Linked DNA regions of Homo sapiens: all the other regions are linked to region 3. Evidence: read pairs that join two places in POLR2A ChIA-PET (ENCODE). Cell type or tissue: Caco-2. All regions are shown on one strand. Region 1 overlaps JMJD1C (jumonji domain containing 1C). Region 2 overlaps REEP3 (receptor accessory protein 3). Region 3 has its middle 15 kb from the start of JMJD1C.

What was found. Peaks named below come from ENCODE experiments on the same cell type or tissue, not always from the same donor. Only the 100,000 strongest peaks of a DNase experiment are listed, where the experiment ranks them.
Region 1: POLR2A ChIA-PET joins it to region 3 with 5 read pairs; 3 of 35 experiments call an interaction of 5 or more read pairs at or near these places.
Region 2: POLR2A ChIA-PET joins it to region 3 with 6 read pairs; 3 of 35 experiments call an interaction of 5 or more read pairs at or near these places.

What each region holds. Positions count from the first base shown.
Region 1 is chr10:63,243,839-63,251,838 of GRCh38, reverse strand. All of the region lies in intron 3 of JMJD1C (jumonji domain containing 1C), which reads left to right. Among named protein-coding and RNA genes, the nearest start is that of NRBF2, 110 kb to the right of the region's middle. In Caco-2, no CTCF peak of the experiment used is centred here; no DNase peak of the experiment used is centred here.
Region 2 is chr10:63,575,841-63,583,840 of GRCh38, reverse strand. The region is part of intron 2 of REEP3 (receptor accessory protein 3); the gene reads right to left. Among named protein-coding and RNA genes, the nearest start is that of REEP3, 58 kb to the right of the region's middle. In Caco-2, no CTCF peak of the experiment used is centred here; no DNase peak of the experiment used is centred here.
Region 3 is chr10:63,476,712-63,484,711 of GRCh38, reverse strand. It overlaps a transcript of JMJD1C not described here. Among named protein-coding and RNA genes, the nearest start is that of JMJD1C, 15 kb to the right of the region's middle. In Caco-2, no CTCF peak of the experiment used is centred here; a DNase peak (open chromatin) is centred at 4,276.

The DNA.
Region 1 (8,000 bases), 230 kb after region 3:
GGTTTTACCATGTTGGCCAGGCTGGTCTTGAACTCCTGACCTTGTGATCCGCCCACCTCAGCCACCCAAGTGGAAGCCTTTAAAATAATCTTGCCAAGTTGACGAAGAAGTGGGCAACAGACAGCAAAGTATTTATGTGGCATACCAGGTGCTTTCAGCATCCTAAATATGAGAAAGTATAGTATCTGTCTTTCCTTTCTGAATGGTTATAATAGTTCTGCTTCCTCCTGAGTCTTTAGATACTATGGTGTTTTCTCCTGGCTGTCCACAATCTCCTTTCAGTCCAGTCTAATTCCAGATCAAATTCTTCTAATATCTTCTTCAGATTGCTTCACTCAAGTATTCTTAGCTGTCTAGACCTAGTTATTTAATAAAAGTTGTTAATTATAAATGAGGAATCTTTCACATTTGCACTTAAATAGGAATACTAATATATTCCAATGTATCTGTCAGTTGTGTAAAGTAATAAGGTATTTTTAAAATAAATGCAATGCATTTATTTTAGTAAAAAATCACAATAACAACAAAAATACCCAGTGCTTTTTCAGATGTTCTTTGCCTGAGAGTCCAGTACAATATATGGAACTAATTCCCAATTGACAGCCCTTTTCCCATTTGCCATTTATGGAATAGCCATTTTTGTAAATGTTGAATTCTGTATAACAAGGATGAATCAACAACACGATATATGAGATCTCTTTGTATATGTAAAGTCTTCAAGCCAAAAGGCCCAAAACATCCAGTATGTGGACTTGAAAAACGCAATACCTAGGCTAGTTGTGGTGGCTCATGCCTAGGCTGGTTATGGTGGCTTATGCTTGTAATCCTAGTGCTTTGGGAGGCTGAGACAGGAGGATCACTTGAGGCTAGGAGTTTGATATTAGCCTGGGCAACATAACGAGACCCTGTCTCTAAAAATAAAAATAAAAATTTAGCCACATGTGGTGCCATGCACCTGTAGTCCCAGCTACTTGGGAGGCTGAGGTGGGAGGATTGCTTGAGCCCAGGAGATCGAGGCTGCAGTGAGCTATGATTGTGCCACTGCACTCAAGCCAGGGTAACGGAGTGAGATACTCTCCCTTAAAAACAAAAATAAAAGCAAAAATACCATACCTAACCCACCTCCAAAGGATGAGTTTCTAACTGTTTCTCTCATCGCACATCCATATCGTTTTTCAAGGTCATTAAGTTCCATCACATATTAACAGTTCCTTCCAGTGTTTAACAAAACCTAGTGTTAAGAATTTTTCTTAATATTTATTGCATATATATCAGTCAGGAAATTTTACATCAGTTGGTAGCATCTGCTTGGCATGTTAGTGTTGGGAAGCATTGTGAGGCTCTACCCTGGCTAAGTAAGAGTGTGCAGTTAATTAGTGATACCCACTACCAGCACTATAAATGAGCGTTGAACTGCTGATTTGTTTTTATTAGTCTTGATCACTTCCAAGGTATCTTTTCCTCATCTTGTCTTGTCTATAAATATACGTACTTATCTGTATTTATATTTAAAAATTCTTTTGGCTTGGTGCAGTGGCTTAAGCCTATAATCCTACCACTTTAAGAGCCAAAGCAGGAGGATCACTTGAGGCCAAGAGTTCAAGACTAGCCTGGGCAACATAGCAAGACCCTGTTTCTACAAAAAAATAAAATCAGCCAGGCATGGCTAATTTTGGTGTGTGGCTGTAGTCTCAGCTACCTGGAAAACTGAGGCAGGAGGATCACTTGTGCCCCAGGAGTTGAAGGGGCTGTAGTGAGCTATGATTATGCGATTGCACACCAGCCTAGGTAACAGAGGGAAACCCTGTCTCTTAAAAAAAAAGAAAAATTATCAATACATAATAGATGTACATGTATTGGGGGGTACATGTGATAATTTAATACATTTATATAATTTCTAAAGATCAAATCATTGTAATTGGGATGTCCAACACCTTAAATATTTGTCTTGTCTTTTTCTTTTTTCTTTTTTTTTTTTTAAGATGGAGTCTCACTCTGTAGCCCAGGCTAGAATGCAGTGGTGCAATCTTGGCCCAGTGCGAACTCTGCCTCCCGGATTAAAGCGATTCTCCTGCCTCAGCCTCCCGAGTAGTTGGGACTACAGGCGCACGCCACCACGCCTGGCTAATTTTTGTATTTTTTAGTAGAGACGGGGTTTCACCTTATTGGACAGGCTGGTCTGGAACTCCTGACCTTGTGATCTGCCTGCCTTGGCCTCCCAAAGTGCTGGGATTACAGGCATGATCCACTGTGCCCGGCCCAATATTTATCTTTTCTTTATGCCATAAACAAATTATTCTCTTCCACCTATTTGGAAATACACAATAGATTGTTGTGCTGTATAGTCACCCTACTGATCTATAAACCATAGGTCTTATTTATTCTGTTGAATTGTATATTTATATCCATTAATCAAACTCTTTTCATCCTCCCTCCCCCAACCCTAACAGGTCTCTGGTAACCACCAATCTACTGTCTATCTTTAAGCATCTGCTTTTTGTTGTTGTTGTTTTGTTTTTTCTTGAGACGGAGTCTCACTGTGTCACCCAGGCTGAAGTGCAATGGTGCAACCTCACCTGACTGCAACCTCTGCCTCCCAGGTTCAAACGATTCTCCTGCCTCAGCCTTCTGAGTAGCTGGGATTACAGGCGCTTACCACCATGTCCAGCTAATTTTTGTATTTTTAGTAGAGACAGGGTTTTATCATGCTGGTCAGTCTGGTCTTGAACTCCTGACCTCAGGTGATCCACCCGCCTTGGCCTCCCAAAGTGCTGGGATTACAGGCGTGAGCCACCACTCCTGGCCAAGCATCCACTTGTTAACCTCCCACATATCAGTGACAACATGTGATCATTTGTCTTCCTGTCCTTCGCTTATTTCATTTAACGTAATAACCTCCACTTCCATCCATGTTGTGGCACATAACAAGTTTTCATTCTTTTTATGGCCAGGACAATATTCATTATGTACGTATACCACATTTCCTATATCATTCGTCCATTGATGAGCACTTAGGTGGAGTCCATATTTTGGCTATTGTGTATAGTGCTGCAGTAAACATAGAAATGCAGCTATCTCTTTGATATATTGATTTTATTTCTTTTGGATGTATATCCAGTAGTGGAACTGCTGGATCATAGTTATATTTTTAGTTTTCTGAGAAGTTTCCATGTTGTTTTTCACAATAACGCTACTAATTTACATTTCCACCAACAGCGTACAGGTTCCCCTTTTCCCACATATTCAACAGTGTCCATCATTATTCCCTGTCATTTATTTATTTATTTATTTATTTATTTATTTATTTATCTATCTATTGAGATGAGGTCTCATTCTGTTGCCCAGGCTGGAGTACAGTGGCACAATCTGAGCTCACTGCAACCTCTGCCTCCCGGATTCAAGTGATTCTCCTGCCTCGGCTTCCGGGGTAGCTGGGTTTACAGGCACCTGCCACCACGCCCAGCTAATTTTTGTATTTTTAGTAGAGACAGGGTTTCACCATGTTGGTTGCTTTTTCTTTGGGGTTTGAAAAACTTCCCTGTGTTAGCAACTTGACCACCATGTTGGTCAGGCTGGTCTCGATCTCCTGACCTTGTGATCCACCTGCCTCGGCCTCCCAAAGTGCTGGGATTACAGGTGTGAAACACCGTGCCTGGCCTTCTGCTAAATTTTTTAATAAAAATGTTTAATTGTGGTAAAATATACTGCTTCAGCGTCCTGAGTGGCTGGGATACAGGCGCCCGCCACCACACCCAGCTAATTTCTGTATTTTTAGTAGAGACAGGGTTTCACCATGTTGGCCAGGCTGGTCTCAGACTCCTGACCTTAAGTGATCCACTACCTCGGCTTCCCACAGTGCTAGGATTACAGTCATGAGCCACTGTACCAGGCCTATAGTTTCCTTTTTTTGTTGTGTCTGGGTAATACTGGCCTCAAGGAATGAGTTTGGAAGTATTCCCTCCTCTTCTTTGTTTGTTTTGTTTTGTTTTGTTTTGTTTTATGCATTTGAGTATGATTCATATAGAATTCAGTAGTAAAGTCATTAGATCCTGGACTTTTCTTTGGAAAAGAAATGGGAAAAGATGCAAGGTTTTTGTTTCTTTTTTTTTTTTTTTTTTTGGCTCTGTCACCCAGGCTGGTGTGCGGTGGCTCAGTCTTGGCTCACTGCAGTCTTCGCCTCTCTGGCCCAAGCAATTCTCCTGCCTCAACCTCCAAGTAGCTGGGACTACAGGCATGCACAACCATACATTTTGTATGTTTTGTAGAGGCAGGGTTTCACCATGTTGGCCAGGCTGGTCTTGAACTCCTGGGCTCAAGTGATCCACCTTCTTTGTCCTTTCAAAGTGTTGGGATTACAGGTTTGAGCCACCATGCCTGGCTGGGAGATTTTTAATTAAGGCTTTGATTCCATTATTTGTTACTGGTTTGTTGAGGTTTTCTTTTCTTTCCTGGTTCAATTTTGGTAGGTTGTGTGTCCATGAATTTATCCATTTTTCTGGGTTTTTCAATTTGTTAGCTTGTATAGTTGTTGATAGTAGTCTCTAATGAGTCTTTGTATTTCTGAGGTCTCAGCTATATCTTTTTTTTCCATTTCTAATTTATTTGGGTCTTCTCCTTTTTTTCCTCAGTCTAGCTAAATATTTATTGATTTTATCTATCTTTTCAAAATCCAGCTTTTCATTTTTTTAAAATTTTCTTCTGTTTTTTGTTTTTTTGTTTTTGTTTTTGTTTTTTTTGTCTCAGTTTATTTCCGTTCTCACTTTTATTATGTCCCTCTTACTACTAATTTTGGATTTAGTTTGTTCTTTTGTAGTTCCTTGGAGTGCATTGTTGCGTTGTATATTTGAAGTCTACTTTTTAAATATAGATGTTTATTGCTGTAAACTTTCCTCTTAGTATCGCTTTTGCCAAATCCCGTAGATTTTGTGTTTGGTTTTCATTTTTTTCAAGAAATTAAAAAAAATTTAATTAAGTTTCTTTATTGACCTATTCGTTGTTCAGGAGCATGTTGTTTAATTTCCATGTATTTGTGTGTTTTCAGAGGTTTCCCTTGCTACTGATTTCTAGGTTTATTCTGTTGTGGTCAGAAAAGACAGTTTGCCGTATGATTTTCGCTTTTTTGAATTTGTTGAGGCTTGTTTCATGGCATTGTATTGTCTGTGTATTTGATTTTACCAGTAGCTTTTATATTTTTAAATATTTTCTTTTTTGTACATTATTTGTTTTTCTTTCTGATTGAAGAACTTATATCTTACATTCCTGTAAGATGAGTCTGGTGGTGATAAATTCTCTCAGGTTTTGTTTCTTAGGAAAAAAAAATTCTCTCTCCATTTTATTTGAAGTATAGCTTTGCTAGAGACAGTATTCTTGCATGTCAGTGTTTTTGTTTTGTTTTGTTTTTTATTTTTATTTTCATCACTTTGAAAATGTTGTCGCCCTCCCTTCTTACCTGTATGATTTCCATTGAGAAGTCTGTTGGGAGCCAAATTGAATCTCTATGTTTTTACTTTTCTCATGCTTCTTTTAGGATCCTCTCTTCGTTTTTGACCTTTTGAGAGTCTGATTATTATATATGCCTTGGGGTAGTCTTATTTGGGTCACATCTGTTTGGTATGTCTGACCTTCCTTTACCTGGATTTTATCTCCTTCTCAAGTTTTGAAAAGTTTTCTGTTATTATTGCTTTCCACTTTCTGCTGTTTCTCCACTTCCTCTTAAATACCAATAATTCTTAGATTTGGTCTTTTTAGGTAATTTTGTATATGTCTTTTAGGTTATCTTCATTTCTTTTCATTGTTGTTTTTTTCTTCTCTGACAGGATTCTTAAATAGCCTATCTTTGAGCTCACTGATTCTTTCCTCTCTTCATTCTGTTGTTGAAAGTCTCTGATATGTTTGCATGTGTCCCCACCCAAATCTCATCTTGAATTGTAACTCCCACAGTTCCCACATGTCCTGGGAGGGTCCCAGTGGGAGGTGATTGAATCACTGGAGTGTGTCTGTTCTTGTGATAGTGAATAAGTCTCACGAGATCTGATGGCTTTAAAGAGAGGAGTTCCCGGCCGGGCTGGTGGCTCACGCCTGTAATCCCAGCACTTTGGGAGGCCAAGGCAGGAGGATCACCTGAGGTCAAGAGTTCGAGACCAGCCTGGCCAACATGGTGAAACCTCCTCTCTACTAAAAATACAAAAATTAGCCAGGCGTGGTGGCAGGTGCCTGTAATCCCAGCTACTTGGGAGGCTGAGGCAGGAGAATTGCTTGAACCTGGGAGGCAGAGATTGCAGTGAGCTGAGATCCCGCCACTGCAGTCCAGCCTGGGGGACAAGAGCAAGACTTCATCTCAAAAAAAAAAAAAAAAAAAAAGAGTTCCCCTGCAGAAGCTCCCTCTCTTTGCCTGCTGCTATCCATGTGAAACATGACTTGCTCCTCCTTGCCTTCTGCCATAATTGTGAGGCCTCCCTAGCCATGTGGAACTGTAAGTCTATTAAATCTTTTTCTTTTGTAAATTGCCCAGTCTGGGGTATATCTTTATCAGCCGTGTGAAAACAGACTAATAATACAGCCTCTAATGAAATATTTGGCTCAGAAAATATGTTTCTCAATTCTAAGGTTTTTATTTGGTTTTAAAAAATTGTTATTTCAATCTCTTTGTTAAATTTCTCTCATAATTTTTTTTAATCTCTCTTTTTTTTTTTTTTTTTTTTTTTTGAGACAGAGTCTCACTCTGTTGCCCAGGCTGGAGTGCAGTGGCACGATCTCTGCTCACTGCAAGCTCCACCTCTTGGGTTCAGGTTCTCATGCCTCAGCCTCCCGAATAGCTAGGATTACAGGCACCTGCCACCATGCCCAGCTACTTTTTGTATTTTTAGTAGAAGTGGGGTTTCACCATGTTGGTCAGGCTGGTCTCGAACTCCTGACCACAAGTGATCCGGCTGCCTTGGCCTCCCAAAGTGCTGGGATTACAGGCGTGAGCCACCGCACCCAGCCTTAATTTCTTTTAATTGTTCTCCCCCCTCCCCCCCCCTTTTTTTTTAAGAGAAGGAGTGTTGCTCTGTCACCCAGGGTGATGTGGAATGCAGTGGCGTGATTGTAGCTCACTGCAGCCTCAGTCTCTTGAGGACGATAGGTGCGCACCACCACCCCGGCTGATTTTGATAAATTTATGAATTGCTTTTCTGTGTTATCTTGGAGATCACTCTGTTTTCTTAAAACAGCTGTTTTGAATTTTTCATTTAAGAGTTCACACAGTGCCACCTTGTTAGGGTCAATCACTGTTTTCTTGCTTTATTTGGGTATGTCATGATTCCCTGTTTGCTGTTGTTTCTTTTGGATGTATGTCTATGTCTTTGCATTGAAGGATTGGTTATTCTAGACTTCTCTGACTGGCGTGTTTTGGCTTTAATTAGATATTTTTGCTTAGACTTTTTAAATAATTTACCTTTCTTGTTTTCCCCAGTAGTTTGCTGCCTCCTTTTCGGCACTAAATGACATCTTAAGCCCAGATTTGCCTTGGTTCTAGTAAACAGTCAGGAGTGCCAGGAGTCCCAAATTGCAGTGGTCCCAAAGTGGAGAATATCCTGGTAGTGCGAAGACTAGCTAGGGGTTTGTGCCTCGGGTACCTGTGGAACTAATCTCCACAGCATGGTGCTGCTGAACTGCCACTCTGATATGGCATCTCCTTTGTCTAATTTATGGAGCAGAGTTTCCAGGACTGGGGATGGTAGTCCTTCTCTGCTTCCTTTGTTTCTGGCTGTCCTCAGGGATATTTCTCCCTTTGGGTGTTCCTGATGCTTCCTGTCAGTTGAGGCAGGGATAGATCTCCTGCCAGAAAACCCCAGGTGGTAGGGAAGCTGGTTGTCCACCTTGATCTTACTTTTTCCAGTGTTGTAGAAACCATAAGTTGGTGGGAAAGTGTGGTCCTGGGCAGATTGCTGGGAGGGGCACTGCAGATAGAAAGTGAGATTCTCTCTCAAAATAAATAAATAGAAAGTCCAATTCTCTTA
Region 2 (8,000 bases), 99 kb before region 3:
CATACTTCACTTTTTATATTATTTAAAGTTCTATTGATTTATTTGGGATAATAAGCATTTGTAAGAGACACAGTTCCCTTTTAACAGGACCACACAGAATTTCTCGGGATTTTAGCATGGGAAAAAAGACTATTCAAATATAGACTGGACTACACAGCCATCCTACTGGTTATCTTAGTTCCCATACCAAACTGTCATCCTACTTCCTTCTTTCTCTTGGTCTTGGTCCCACTTCTTAGGCACCTAGGCCTTATCTAACTTCACACAGTCGACTCCATCTGGCTCCTTCCACAAAGGACATTAACCGAGCCACCAAAAGAGATGCTTCATTCTCTAGGTGTCTGGCAAGGCTATGGCTGACTTAGTAAATGAAAAATTCCATTCTTTAGGGAACATAACAGCCCCTATATACTACTGTTGCTTTATAGTAGGTTTGACAGCATACTTTAAACATACAGTAAGTATTTAAATGTCAAGAACTGGCCCTTATAATAGTAGGACCACATGGTCTTCCTGAGAAAGCAAAGACTGATAGAAAAAAAACTCCGGGGGCCAGGCACCGTGGCTGACGCCTGTAGTCCCAGCACTTTGGGAGGCTGAGGTGGGCGGATCATGAGGTCAGGTGATCAACACCATCCTGGCTAACACAGTGAAACTCCGTCTCTACTAAAAATACAAAAAATTAGCTGGGTGTGGTGGTGGGCGCCTGTAGTCCCAGCTACTTGGGAGGCAGAGGCTGAGGCAGGAGAATGGCGTGAACCCGGGAGGCGGAGGTTGCAGTGAGCTGAGATCGTGCCACTGCACTCCAGCCTGGGTGGCAGAGCGAGACTCCATCTCAAAACAAAAAAGAAAAAAAACTCCAGGAAGACAAAATCTCCATCATGACCGAGAACAAACCTGTGTTATCAAATTACTTCTCTTCAAAGGCATGTGCAATCAACCACACAGAGAGAAAGTTCACATTTAGGTGAGTGGGAGATAGTGGGAGGGCAGCAAGTAACGGAGCACAGAATACAGGATACATGGGTAAAGAGGGGCTGCCTGAGTGCCACAGTGGAGGCCTAAGGAAACAGGTACACAGAGGCTGCAGAAAGCTATGAAAGAAGGGTGGGTGATTATAAAGGGACACTTCACTGACGGAGACATTTGGTCTAGAGCCAGCCACAAAAAATGGAAACTAGGAGGAAGTCCTACTCAATAGCCTTACTCCCCTAATTGTATCTTATAGTTAATTTTACTAAAATATTATTTTTCTATAATATATTCCAAGTTGTTAATCAATCAATTTACATAAGATGTTTCTAAAATCAACTATTCGTTTACATCAACATATATGTTTTTAAAAGCACACAGTGTAGTAAAGGTGTAGTGAAGGGTTGCCTGAGTGCCACAATAAAATAATATACTGCTTAATCAGTGGTTTTCAACTTGGCTGTGGATAGGAATCATGTGGTGATTACAAACAGTTATATAGATTCTGAGGCCTCATTATCACAAGGTGCAGAGAGAGGGCAGACAGATGTTTAAAAGTCAAGCTCCTCCAGTGGTTTTGATATGTAACCAGAGTTGAGGACATGCACAGAATCTTTGTGATGTGAACTGTGGTCTACAGACTAGCTGCACTGGCATCACCTGGAAGCCTGTTGGAAATGCAGAATCTGAAGCTCAGGCCAGAACTATTAAATCAGAATCTGCATTTTAGCAGAATCCCAGGGGACTGGCATGATCATTAAATTTTGAGAAGCACTGCAGTGAGAGGCTGTGCTGTGCATGTTCTGACAATATCAACTAGAGGAAGGTGGTGCCATTTCCGAAGAGAATGTAAGAGCCTTGGGTTTAGAGAAAAGACAAACTTGGTATTGTGAGATAATCTGTTCAGTGTAAACATTTAAAATGTACCCTTAGTTTCATAATACTGTTTGGGCACATCATCATTTAAAAGAAAAATACCAAAAAGCTAAAAAAAAAAAAAAGGAGCTGAACCTTTAGCATACTTCTCAGAGGCACTGTTCATAGCTAACAATTGAGCAGATAAAAGAATTTTTAAAAATACAATTTAAAAACTCTCTTCTAATAGCAAGAGTTTTTTTTTTTTTTAAATACAGGGTCTTGCTCTGTCACCCAGGCTAGAATGCAGTGGCACAATCATAGCTCACTGCAGCATGGAACTCTTGGGCTCAAGCGATCTTCCTCCCTCAGCCTCCTGAGTAGCTGGGACTATAGGCACATGCCACCACGCCCAGCTAATTTTTCCTTATTTTCTGTAGAGACAGAGTCTTGCTATGTTGCCCAGGTTAGTCTCAAACTCCTGGGCTCAAGCAATCCTCCTACCTCAGCCTCCCAAAGTGCTGGGATTACAGGCGTGAGTTGCCACACGTAGCCAAGAGACAAAATTTAAGGTAAATATTTGTATAATACATTTCAATGCATTTTAATTTTTTTATAGTTTTTCAAAAAAACTTTATCATTTTACATTTCCATTACATTTTGGGTGCTTTTAAAGTTATGACGTTTTGGAGAGTGATTTTATTTTATGTATTTAGCTACAATCTTCAGGAATAGCTCTAGCTTTTATATTTTTAGGAGGACCTTTCACGGTGTGATGGCAATCTGGTTGACAATCTGATTATTACAGCTGTAGTTGGTAAAGCACTATATTTTTAAAATTACATAATGGAAAGATGATGTACATGTCTGGGTATTCCAAAGACAGATCCCAGTATTGTGTGAAAGGGGAAATGTCATTGCATAAATAATATAATCTTTAGCTGAAAAGGAAAAAATAGGTCTATCTGATATTATTAGAAAATACTCTTTTTAATTTGTTTAGAGGCAGGGTCTCACTCTGTCCCCCAGGCTGGAGTGCAGTTGCATAATCCCAGCTCACTGCAGCCTCAGCCTCCTGGGCTCAGGTGATTCTCTTGTTTTAGTCTCCCAAGCAGCTGGCACTGTAGGCACATGTCTCTATGCCCGGCTATTTTTATTTTTTTTGTAGAGGTAGGGTCTTGCTATGTTACCCAGGCTGGTCTGCTGGGCTCAAATGATCCTCCTGCCTTGGCCTCCCAAAGTGCTGGGATTACGGGCATGAGCCATTGTGCCTGGCCCATTTTTTAATAAAAATTATAGGTAGTTTAATATTTTCTATGTCACTTAAATTTAGTACTGCTTGCTTAAACTCTTTTCTTGTTTTTCATTTTTTTCAGTCCTTTTCTATCTTACCCTATACCTTAGTTATTTCAAGTGTTTATCTTATTAAACTTATTCAAAGAAACTCCTAGATACACTAATTTACCTGATTTTGTTTTTATTTTTTGCTCTTATATTGCTTTATTCATGCTACATTTCTTACAGATTCTTTTGATTTTTCTTCCTTCCTTTTCAAAATAGTCTTTTAAAGCTATTATAGCTGGATGCAGTGGCTCACACCTGTAATTCCAGCACTCTGAGAAGCTGAAGTGGGAAGGTCACTTGAATCTAGGAGTTTGAGACCAGCCTAGGCAACATAGTGAGACCCCCGTCTCTAGAAAAAATTCAAAAATTAGATGGGCGTGGTGGCACACATCTGGAGTCCCAGCTACTGAGGAGGCTGAAGTTGGAGGATAGCTGAAGCCCAGGAGGTTGAGGCTGTGGTGAGTTTGACCACACCACTGCACTCCAGCCTGGGCGACAGAGCAATACCACCCCCCCACCTCAAAACAACAACAACAACAACAACAACGAAAACCAGCTATTATAGTCAAGAATATAAATTATGATATATATTACTATCATTTCAATTTTTTATAATTAGTTTATTACTACATTGTTGATTTCTCTTATAGTCAATGATTATTTCTCCTGTGTGGAAATTACTGGTATTTTCTTCAAAGTAGTGAGGCTATGTTTTCTGAAAAAGGGAAGGCAAACACTGGCTGCCTCTGAATTCAGGTCTCCCTGCAGTGAGGGTGGTAGCAGTTGAGTTTTCTGGTTATTGTAGCTTTTATGGTTTTAAACTATTCCATCACTAGGGATTAGGGTGGGGGTGGCTAGGCCTCCCTCCAACTTACTTCTTAGCAACATTTCCTTTAATGGAAACAACTGTTTCAGTCCCATTTAAAATGGTTTAAAAAATCCATTTCCATTGGCACTACAGTTGGTAACATTCTTCCTAGATTTTAGCAAAAGCCTGATTGCTTAGCCTCTTAGGTTTAAGTATTACTGTGAGAATTTCTTTTTCTATGTGTATGTTTTCCAAAGCATTTTCATTGGAAGCTAAAAGAGGACAGGCAGCTGTGAGTTGGCTAGCTACATCCTAGTGTGAACACTGTGGAAATGCTTTCAATTTACTTCAGAAGGGTCAAGAGTTCCTTGAATTCACATTCTAAAATTTTGGATGAAACTCTGTTAGGCATTTAATTTAAATCCCCCTATTATATAATCTTATTCAAATTTAATACTTACTTTCCTAAAGTTAGATCTGTTGTAATAATCCCCAGGTGATCAGAAATTGTTTTTAGAAAACACAATGAAGGGCCCGGTGTGGTGGCTCAGGACTGTAATCCCAGTACTTTGGGAGGTTGAAGTGGGGAGATCACTTGAGGTGAGGAGTTTGAGATCAGCCTGGCTAACATGGTGAAACCCCATCTCTACTAAGAATACAAAATTATCTGGGCGTGGTGGTGGGTGACCGTAAACCTAGCTACTCGGGAGGCTGAGGCAGGAGAACTGCTTGAACCAGGGAGACAGAGGTTGCAGTGAGCTGAGATGCGCCATTGCACTCTAGCCTGGGTGACAGAGAGAGACTCCATCTCCCCCCCCCCAAAAAAAAACACATAGTGAAGAATATAAAACACTTGATGATTATAACAGTACCAGTTACTTTACCAGTGAAGTGATATGCTGTATATATTACATATAAAATAGTAAACATGACATATGAAAAATTAGGTTTATAAAGAAATAATAACCTAATTTAAGTAAGCACACATGAATTCAGTGTATGTCAGCTACAATTAAATGTTAAAGTTATTTTCAAGCATTGAAAAAACGACAGTATGTATTACTTTATTTTTATTTTTATGTTTCGAGACAGGGTCTTGCTCTCTTGCCCATGGTGGAGTGCAGTGGCATGATCTTGGCTCACTGAAGCCTTGAACTGCTATGCTTGAGCGATCCTCCCACATCAACCTCTCAAGTGGCTGGGACTACAGGCGTGTACCATCACACCTGGATAATTTTTGTATTTTTTTGGTAGAGACGGGGTTTTACCAAGTTGCCCTGGCTGGTCTCAAACTCCTGGACTCAAGCGATTGATCCATCCACCTCGGCCTCCCAAAGTGCTGAGATATAGGTGTGAGCTACCATGCCCGGCCATATATTACTTTAAATCTATTTCCTAAGTGAACACATTTAAAAACCAATGTTAAGGGTATAATAAGTCTTACTTAATATTATAGAGTAAATCGGGTGGGCGCTGTGGCCCACGCCTGTAATCCCAGCACTTTGGGAGGCTGAGGCAGGCGGATCACGAGGTCAGGAGTTTGAGACCAGCCTGGCCAACATGGTGAAACCCCGTCTCTACTAAAAATACAAAAATTAGCTGGGTGTGGTGGCAGGTGCCTGTAATCCCAGCTACTCGGGAGGCTGAGGCAAGAGAATCGCTTGAACCTGCGAGGTGGAGGTTGCACTGAGCTGAGATCACACCATTGCACTCTAGCCTGGGTGACAGAGCAAGACTCCGACTTTAAATAAATAAATACATACATAAATACATACATACATACATACCACAGAGTAACTCAACTGCAAGTATCCCACTCACAAAGTCAATTTGGAAATTTGGGTAAAGATGGTAAACTGAATATACATATTCAGTTCCACTCCCTCTACAAATATTAAAACAACAGTAAAGTGATTTTTAAAGACAGCATAAGCTCAGAAGAATATAGAAGAGAACATAAGAATTTTGGAACCAGGAAGGAAATGGATGAGTAGTAACTGAGTTAGGAGACCTGAGAAAACTGAACAGCAAGCTGGCAGGGGGAAAAACTGAGAAGCAACTTAACTCTACACTGCAGAGCTCGCCAAAAGAAATGGTGGCAAAATTCCTGGTCAAAAGGGTTACAGAGGCTGGGTGCAGTGGTTCATGCCTAACAATCCTGGCAATTTCTGAGGCCCAGGTGGATGGATAGCTTGGACCCGGGAGCTCAAGAACAGCTTTTTTTTCCTACTTAAAAGGAAAAAAAAGAAAAAAAGAAAAAAGAAAAGAAAAATAGCCAGATGTGGTGCCATGTGCCTGTAGTCGCAGCTACTGGGGAGGCCAAGGAGGGAGGATCGCATGAACCCAGGAGGTGGAGCTTGCAGTGAGCTATGATGGCACCACTGCACTCCATCCTGGGCAACACAGCAAGACCCTGTCTAACAAAACAAAAAGGACAGGGGTGCTAAAGTTAGGAAGGATGGCTGTACATCTGCTTAAGGAGGAGAGAGACTCCAAGATACCTTCTCATTCCAGAAGCCTGTCAATGTCCCTCCTTCCCCAGGGAAACCCTTATGTTTATTCTCTGGAAAGGGGTGAATCAGAGGGTTTCTGGATTTGCAAATCTCCAGCACAACTGAGAGTGGGGCTAATAGGGATCGAGTAAAAGTTTATAAACTGAATGTTGAGCGCCCCCAAGCCTTATTCTCCTAGTAGGATGCTGGTAAACAAGTACCTTTCAGAATGGAAGAGTCTTCTCTGAAGAATCTGACTGGCACAAGAGAAAATACCTAAAGATATAGACATTGATAACTTTCCAAGAAATGGTTGTTATGGGTTGAATGGTGTTCCCAAAACAGATGTGTTAAGATCTGCTCTAGACTGAATTAGGTTTTCCCAAAATTCACAGGTTGAAGTTCTAACTTCAAATGTGTCTATATTTGGAGTTAGGGCCTTTATGGTGGTAATTAAGGTTAAATGAGGTCACAGGGTGAAGCCCTACTATAGGGCTGGTGTCTTTATATGAAAAGGAAAAAGAGGAATATTTCTCTCCATGTGCACACATCAGAAAGACCATGTGATGACATATGGGAGGGTGGCTGCCTTACAAGCCAGGAAAAGAGCCCTCACAGGAAACCAACCCTGGCAGCAACTTGATTTTGGACTTCCAGTCTCCAGAACTGTGAAAAAATAATTCCTGTTGTTCAAGTCAATCAGTCCATGGTTTTTGTTATGGCAACACAAGCTGACTAACACACAGTCCTAAACCCCAATCCCTCAGAACGTGACCTTATTTGGAAACAGGGTCATTGAAGATGTAGTTAAATGAAGTTATGTGACTGGTGTCTTTTTAAGATGAAGAGGCAAAATAGACACACAGAGACATGAGGGGCGAGTCCTATGTGACAATGGAGGTAGAGTGTGGAGGTAGACTGAAGTGCTGGCAACAATCAGCAGCTAGGAATTCACAAGGAATGATTCTCCTCAACAGGTTTCTGAGGGAGTGTGGCCCAGTCAACATCTTGATTATGAAATTAAGGACTTCAAGCCTCCAGAAATTGTGAGACAATACATTTCTGTTGTTTTAATCCACACTGCTTGTGGTACGTCCTTATGGCAGCCACAGGAAAATATTCTATAGTCTAGTCAGATCACTCTACAGTGAAGATCACGTTCAATAAGCCCTTTCATGGGCACAGAGCTCCAGGCAGCTTTTCATTATTATCCTAAAAAATGAGCAGAGAACCCGAGATCATCCAACATTTGAGGAAATTATACATGAAAAACAGAAGCTGAAACAAATGTAAAACAGAATTCAAACGAAAGACTATGTAGAAAGAAGAAAATGTCCGGCCAGGCACAGTGGCTCACACCTGTAATCCCAGCACTTTGGGAGGCCAAGGCAGGCGGATCACCTGAGGTCGGTAGTTCAAGACCAGCCTGACCAACATGGAGAAACCCTTTCTCTACTAAAAATACAAAATTAGCTGGGCCTGGTGGCACATGCCTGTAATCCCAGCTACTCAGGAGGCTGAGACAGGAG
Region 3 (8,000 bases):
CATGGATAGTGCCAATTTTTTTTAAGTTAAGAGACAGTAAAACATCTATTCTTGCCTTTTTTTTTAAGTTAAGAGACAGTAAAAGTAGGGTTGTCACTGCTTTTATTGGTTTGATCATCAAGATCTTATGTTTTCAACTCCATTTTTTTAACAAAATCTCAAGTTCAGCTACAAATTATCCTATCACAAAGGCCACTATTGAAGTTCAAATAAGTGCTGTGCTTGCTCTGAAGTGGGAGGGTATAAATAGCGTGAAAAGGGATATATTTGGAAAAGTTACATACACTAGAAGTTACATACTGAAAATTATTCAATGAGGAAAGCAGTATGATCTCAAAAAATACGAAGTCCATTATGAGTTTTTGAAATGGTGGTTCTTAGGATCATTCTGGTGTTGTGAATTTTTTTATTTTTATCTGTCTGTCTTATCTATCTATCTTATCTATCTATCTATCTATCTATCTATCTATCTATCCATCCATCCATCCATCCATCCATCCATCCATCCATCCATCCATCCATCCCAAGGTGCTGGGATTACAGGAGTGAGCCACCATGCCCAGCTAGTGAATATAAACACTGCCTTTGGAAGCTTGCAATCCAGTCCTGGTTCTGTCACTTCCTATCACTGTGAAGTCATGTTCATAACTTAGGCATGTTATTCTTTCTTAGCTTCAGTTTCCTCACCTGAAAAAGTAGAGATAATATGTATTCAGATTATTGTTAGGACTAAATGATATAATTCATGCTAAATGCTTATTAGAGGCTTAGTAGTTATGACATGCTGAGAAGTATTAGTGCATTTACTGAAGTACTGTGCTAGTGATTGGCAACATAATGTGTCTGGTTTAAGATATTAAAATTTTTAATCCTAATGAAGAAAGGACAAATTAAAAATGAATCACAGTTAAAATGTATACATACATTATTGAGAAATGAATTACATTATTTTGGGTTCTGCAGAGAATCAGGTAAGTATAAAATAGATGCCAGCAGCAATATCATTTGCAAGTATAATCAAGATACTAAAATGCATTTGGGGAAGATAATCCATCTTTTTGTGAAGTTTTCAAAAAATGGCAAAAGGGGGAGGGATGGGAGAAAGTTGGTTGTTATTATAATGCTACTTTGTTATAAACAAAAATTTTCTCACAAAGTAGAGCAATTGTCATTTGACAATGTCTGGAGACACATTTGGTTGTCACATGGAGGGTGAGAGTTGGGGAGGTAGGTACTGCTGAAATCTAATGCGCAGAGGCAGGGGTGCTGCTCAGCTTCCTAAAATGCACAGAGGATAGCCTCCCCCTCCAAAACTTATGTTTCCTAAAATGTTACTAGTGCGAAGGCTAAGACTTTCTGATCTAGACTTATGCAACCGCTCACTTGGAAACTAATGTTATGGTATGTTTTGTGGTAAATACTTTGTAGAAATGTCTGGATTGTTTTAATCTATCATACTTTATCTGTAACTGACAATGGTGTTTTATCCTCTTGAAATTCTATTGGTTTTCATGGAGGAACTAAAATTAGTAAATTTCTCAGATAATTACTTGTTTTCATGATGAATAATGAACAATCCAGTTGACCAATTTTAAAGACTATTTTGATTGACATATAGTTACTTTACATTAGATTTTATAGTTATAATTTGAGATGAGTTCCTTTATGATGATAATTATTTAGACTAGAGTTATTTGGAGATTTTTCAAAATGGTCATGATTGATTAGATTAACCATACATAGTAATTACAGATTTAATTTTTCAAAAATTAGGAAGCATTTCATTGATTTCTTAAAAAAGCAAACGGGCTGTTACTGACCTTTCTTAGCAATAGTTAATTGAGTGCTTCCTTTGCTCAACTATGTTCTATGCATATATTATGTGTTCATTATGTGATCCCCACGCACAGCAGCTTCTTTATATAGGAATTATTCCCATTTCATAGATAAGAAAGCACAGAGAGATCAAGTGATTTGCATGGTAACACAGCTAGTAAATGGTGGAGCTAGGATTAGAAGTCAGGCAATGTAGCTCAAGTTTGGGGTCTCTCTCTCTCTCTTTTTTTTCTTTTTTTTGAGATGAAGTCTTGCTCTATCACCCAGGCTGGAGTGCAGTGGCGCGATGTCAGCTCACTGCTACCTTGGCCTCCTGAGTTCAAGCGATTCTCCTGCCTCAGCCTCCTGAGTAGCTAGGACTACAGGTGTATGCCACTGTGTCCAGCTAAGTTTTGTATTTTTAGTACAGACTAGGTTTCGCCATGTTGTCCAGGCTGGTCTTGAACTCCTGACTTCAGGTGATCCGCCTGCCTCAGCTTCCCAAAGTGCTGGGATTACAGGTGTCAGCCACCATGCCTGGCTCATTTGCTGTCTTAACCACAATATTATTAAAATATTATACTGACATTTAACCAAGAATGTTTAAGTACTTTCTGATTATTTACTTGTCTCTAGAACACATCAGTGAATAGTTAAGTCCTTAATGTCTTGGTAAGTTCTTGGAAACGTCTACTTAAAAAGTGAAACAATGTATAATGAAACCAATTTTTTTTTCCTCATCAATGTCGTAAGGAAATGAGGTTGATTGAAACAACTTTGGAGAACCTTCTGTACTCCTTTCATTTAGTTGCGGTTTCCAAGAACCTATCCACAACATTAAGTGGGGACTTACTATATAGCCAAAAATAAAATGAAAGGCATATAATTTTGAAATGTACTTGTAGCTTTGGAATGTACTGTACAGTGAGTTCGTCATACATCTAGATGAGGATGTAAAAGAACAAAAACTTGGAATTTCCCTCCCTCTCCATGCAGCTTTGAAGAGTCTTTAATCCAAGGGAAACCTACAGTTCTTTCTCTGCCGTAGGTTCTCTTCTCCTCTCTTCCACTTCCTCCAGCTCCTGTTTGTCTCTTCCTCCCTGTGTGTCTTACTACCTTGTTTTGGGGGTTTGTTTTCTCTCCTGATTTTTACCTCTTTCAGTCCTCAAAATGGTCTGAATAAACTGGAGATTAATTTATTTTTGAAAGAAGTGTTTGTATCTACTAAGTGAGGTTATGGAAGAGATCCAAAAATGTTCTGGGTGGCAGGAGAAGACATTTAAAATACACAGTTAATAAGCCACATTTAGATAATCTATAATTGACTGTAGTTTATTCAGAAATGTCTTTTGTTAAATAAAGCTTCTAAGTGAAGTCTCAAAGCCACAGAATTAAGAAAGGCTGTTTGTTTAGTCAATGTGATTACTGCTCATATTTTTAAAAGGAAAAAAAAGCAAAAAAAAAAATCAGTTTTTCATAAAAGGAAATGTGTCCACTATTTTAAAGATATAAATATTCTGTCTAGTAGATATGGTATCTGCAATAAATGTGTTTGTACATATTGTCATATTCTGTTAATATCACCGTAATTTCCAAGTGAACTTTAAAAAACTATAAGGGATCAATTATTTTTCAAATCTGAAAATTTTATCTAAAGTTTAAAAACTATTTCATTCTACAGCTATTTATCAGCTAAAGAAGAGAACTTCATTTATTAGCAGTACCTATAATACAAGGAAATCCTATTTAGTTCCTGAAGAAAAATACTTATAGTTTCTCAGCAGGTAGAAGTTGAATTTAGTAAAAACATTTGAGGATTCAGTCTATGATATGATTAGCCTAATTTTATAATGTCAACACATGAGTGGCATTTGTAAAATTTACAAATAATGATACTTAGTTCTGATGAGTCTATAATGTGGTTATGTTAAACATAATTTCTCTTACATATAAATATGAATTATATGGTAGGCGATGAAAATGCTTACCATTTCTTCTCCAGAAAGTTAATATCCTGTGATATAGAATGAAAGTAAGGAAAGGACTGTTGTTGGTAGTCACAAAAAGGAACTTTTTCTTCCTTTGTAGTTATAGCCAGAGTCCTGGGCTTTCTCATTTGCCATTTCCATTTTTTTTTTAACTGAGTGATATAACAGCAATGTAGCAAAAATAAGTTTGCATCCACAGTGCTTTCTGTCAGAAATGGTGCCTCTATCTATAGGCATTCAAACTGGCTGTGATGAATAATAGTTTTTTTTTTTTTTTTACAATAGTACTTTTAAATTGTCAATAACATCCACTGAAGGAAGCTTTAAATGCGTTGGTCCTGTAACCATTGTGCTCACAGCTTTCATTGCTGCCATTCTAGGGTGCCAGTCCCTGGAGTTGTGTTGGCTTTATAAAACTATAGTTTAGGCCAGGTGTGGTGTGTCATTCTTATGATCCCAGTGCTTTGCGAGGCCAGTGTGGGAGGATCACCTGAGCCAAGGAGTTCGAAGTACAGTGAGCTATGATTGTACCACTGCACTCAAGCCTGGGTAGCAAAATGAGACTGCCTCAAAAAAAAAAAAAAATCAAACTATAGTTTAGGCTGTTTCTGGAGGATTCATTAGTGCTCCCATCGAATGTATTTAGGAGACCCGCACAGGGTTGCAAAAGATGGGCTTTGTAGGTCATTTGCATCTTGGTGAAATGGGACCCTTTCCAACAGGATCAAAACCTTTTATATTGGCCACAGAACATTGTTGTCTCATTTGACAAACTCTGGACTACAACTAACTATATAGTGTAATTCTTTAAAGATTTAAAAAAATTGTCAAAGTAATAGATATTCATTCTTTTTTGTAATGGTATTCTAGAGTACCATATTTAGAAAATCAGAAAACTGGAACAAATTAAAAAATATATATTTGGCAAATCTATCACCCAAAGAAATCCACTGATAATATTTAGTCTTCTCAAAAATCTCTTCCCTGTTTTTGGTTACTGGGATCATTATTGTCTGAATCTTTCAAAGTAGAAATCTGGGTCTCATATGTCATTAAATTTAAGAAGTTCTGCTATTTCTGTGTCACTCTCAGTGGGACAACAAGACATTATGTGTGTCCTAATGTAATGGATTAGGAAAGTACATGTATCACCTATGGACTATTATGGACTATTTTTGCCAAAAAATTGAAACTGAATCATGTCTCTAGATCTAGATCTTACTACCACTTTACAGGAAATATGGGGAATAGAATAGTAAATTAATACCATGAGGGAACAGTTAGCTGAATTTAGGATATGGGAAATTCTCCAGGACAAATGACTTAAATGAGATTAAATGAGATTTAAAGAGACTTATCAATCAGATGCAATGTGTGGTTCTTGTTTTGTTTCTGGTTTACACAAACTAATGGCAAAAATTTCATTTTTGAGGTAATTGAGGACATTTGAGTATGGACTACTTATTAGATGATACTGAAGAATTATTGCTTATTTTGTAAAATGTGATAATGGTATTGTAGGGTTACTTTAAAGAAAAGTCTTTAATGGATAATGATACTTTCTTTACTATTCCTGGGTGAGATGATACGACATCTGGGATTTGCTTTAAAACATTCCAGCCAAAAAAAAAAAAAAAGAGAAGAAATAAGATTGGCAATTTGTTGGTATTGTTGCATGAAGGGTATGTGGGTATTCATTCTTCTTTTTCTCTCTCTCATTAAGTTTGAAAATTTTTGAAACAAAAAGCTGAAAAAATTATATAATACGTAAAAAGTGTATAGCATAAAATGTTCTAACAGCCTACATAGAAAGAAAATTGGGTCAGTGATATAATTCAGTGTCTATATGATAAAAACAAAACACCTGCTAGGGAATAGAACAATTCTTGCTTATATTAAGACCAAAAAGTTTTCTTTATTAGTGGTTTTTGTTCATTTGTTTTTGAGACAGGGTCTCATTCTGTTGGAGGTTGGAGTGCAGTGGCAGGATCCATAGCTCGCTGTAACCTTGAACACTTGGGCTCAAGTGATCCTCCAGCCTCAGCTTCACAACTAGCTAGGACTGTAGGTATGCACCATGTGGTTATCAGCTTGACCTCTGGGGGGTCTGGAGACTAAGGTCAGCCATGCAAATAGCCCCAGTAAAAACCCTAAATACTAAGCCTCAGGTGAGCTTCCCGGTTGCCAGTATTTCCTGCATGTTGTGCATATGTTGTTGCTGGGAGAAATAAGCCCTGCCTGCATGACTACACCGGGAGAGGACAACTGGAAGCTTGTGCTTGCTGTCTCCTATGCCCCTCTTCCCTTTGCTGATTTTAATGTTGTCATTTTAGTGTAATTAACAGTAAGCAAAAGTATAATGTTTCTTTTGAGTTTTATGAGTCTCTCTAGTGAGTTCTGAGGGTGGTTTTGAGGATTCGCCAAACGCAGAGCTTCATCCATATCTATATTGTTGCATGTATAATATTTCATTTATTGTTGAGTAGCACTCCATAGTTTGCCTGTTTCCCATTTGAGGGACATTTTTGGTTGTTTGCAGTGTTTGGCAATTACAAATAAAGCGGCTATGTACATTTGGGTGTAGAGGTAGGTTTTTTTATGAACATAGGTTTTTATTTCACTTGGGTAAATACCTAAAAGTGGGATTGCTGGGTCATATGAAAAGTATATGTTTAACTTTATTAGAAACTCTTTTGCAAAGTGGCAGTCACTTCCAGTCAGCACTGTATGAGAGTTCTGATTGTTCCTCATCTTCCTTTACTGGGTCATATGAAAAGTATACGTTTAACTTTATTAGAAACTCTTTTGCAAAGTGGCAATCACTTCCAGTCAGCACTGTATGAGAGTTCTGATTGTTCCTTATCTTCCTTTACACTTGGTATCTCATTGTGGTTTTAATTTGCATTTCCCTGATAATTAATGATGTTGAGTGTCTTTTCTTGTGCTTATTTGCCACTTGCATATCTTATTTGGTGATGTATTTGTTGAAATATTTTGCCCAATTTTTAAAAATTTGTTTTTTTTATTATTGAGTTTTGAAAGTTCTTTAAATATTCTAGATATTAATCCTCTATCAGATATGCATTTTGCCAATATTTTACCTCACCCTGTGACCTTTGGAGAGCAGAAGTTTTTAATTTTAACTATGTTTAATTTTTAGTTTTATGAATCTTGCTTTTGGTGTTGCAGGTGAGAAATTTTTGCCTATCCCAGTGTCACAAAATGTTTCCTCCTGTTTTCTTCTGAAAGTTTTTTAGCTTTATATTTTACGTTGAGATCTATGCTCCATTTTAAGTTAGTTTCAGTATATGCTGCAAAGTATGGGTCAAGGTTCGTTGTTTTTTTTTTTTTTTTTGACATATGGATGACAAATTGTTCCGGCACCATTTGTTGAAGAGATCATCCTTTCTCTGTTGAATTGCATTTTTACCTTTATTGAAAAATCAATTGACCATATAAGTATGGGTCTATTTCTGGACTCTCTTATTTTGTTCTGTTCATCTATGTATATCTATCTTTTTGCCAACATTATGGTGAGTTGATTACTGCAGCTATATAGTAAGACTTAATATAAGATAGCATATTTTATATAAAGAGTCTTCCAATTTTTTCATTCTGAAATTGTTTTGGCTGTTCCAGTTTCTTCATCTTAACTTATTTGGGTTTAGAATCAACTTGTCGGTGTCAAAAAAAAAATTAATACCATCATTTTGATTGGGATTGCTTTAAATTTGCAGATCAATTTGGAGAGAATTAGAATCTTATTGAGTCTTATTAGAATATTATTAATACTGATGCATGGACATGGTATATCTCTCCACTTATTTAGATCTTCAGTCTATATCTTTTTGAGAGAGGTCTACAGTTTGTGTCTCTTAGCAATTTCTGTTTCATGTAAATTGATGAATTTTTTGTATAAAGTTTTTTATACTTTCTCTTTTATCCTTCTAATATTTGTAGAATCTGTAGTGATGTCACCCCTCTCATTCCTTTTAGTTTGCATATTTTCCCCTCTTCCTTGTCTAGAGATTTCTTTCTGCAGCTTTGATCTGCTGGCCTCAAGTGGTCCTCTTGCCTCACCCTCCCAAAGTGCTGGGATTACAGGTGTGAGCCACCATGCCTGGTCTTTTAAAAAATGTTTTTAATTTAATTTTAAAATTTTGTTTGTCTACTTATTTTAGAAACAAGGTTTTGCTC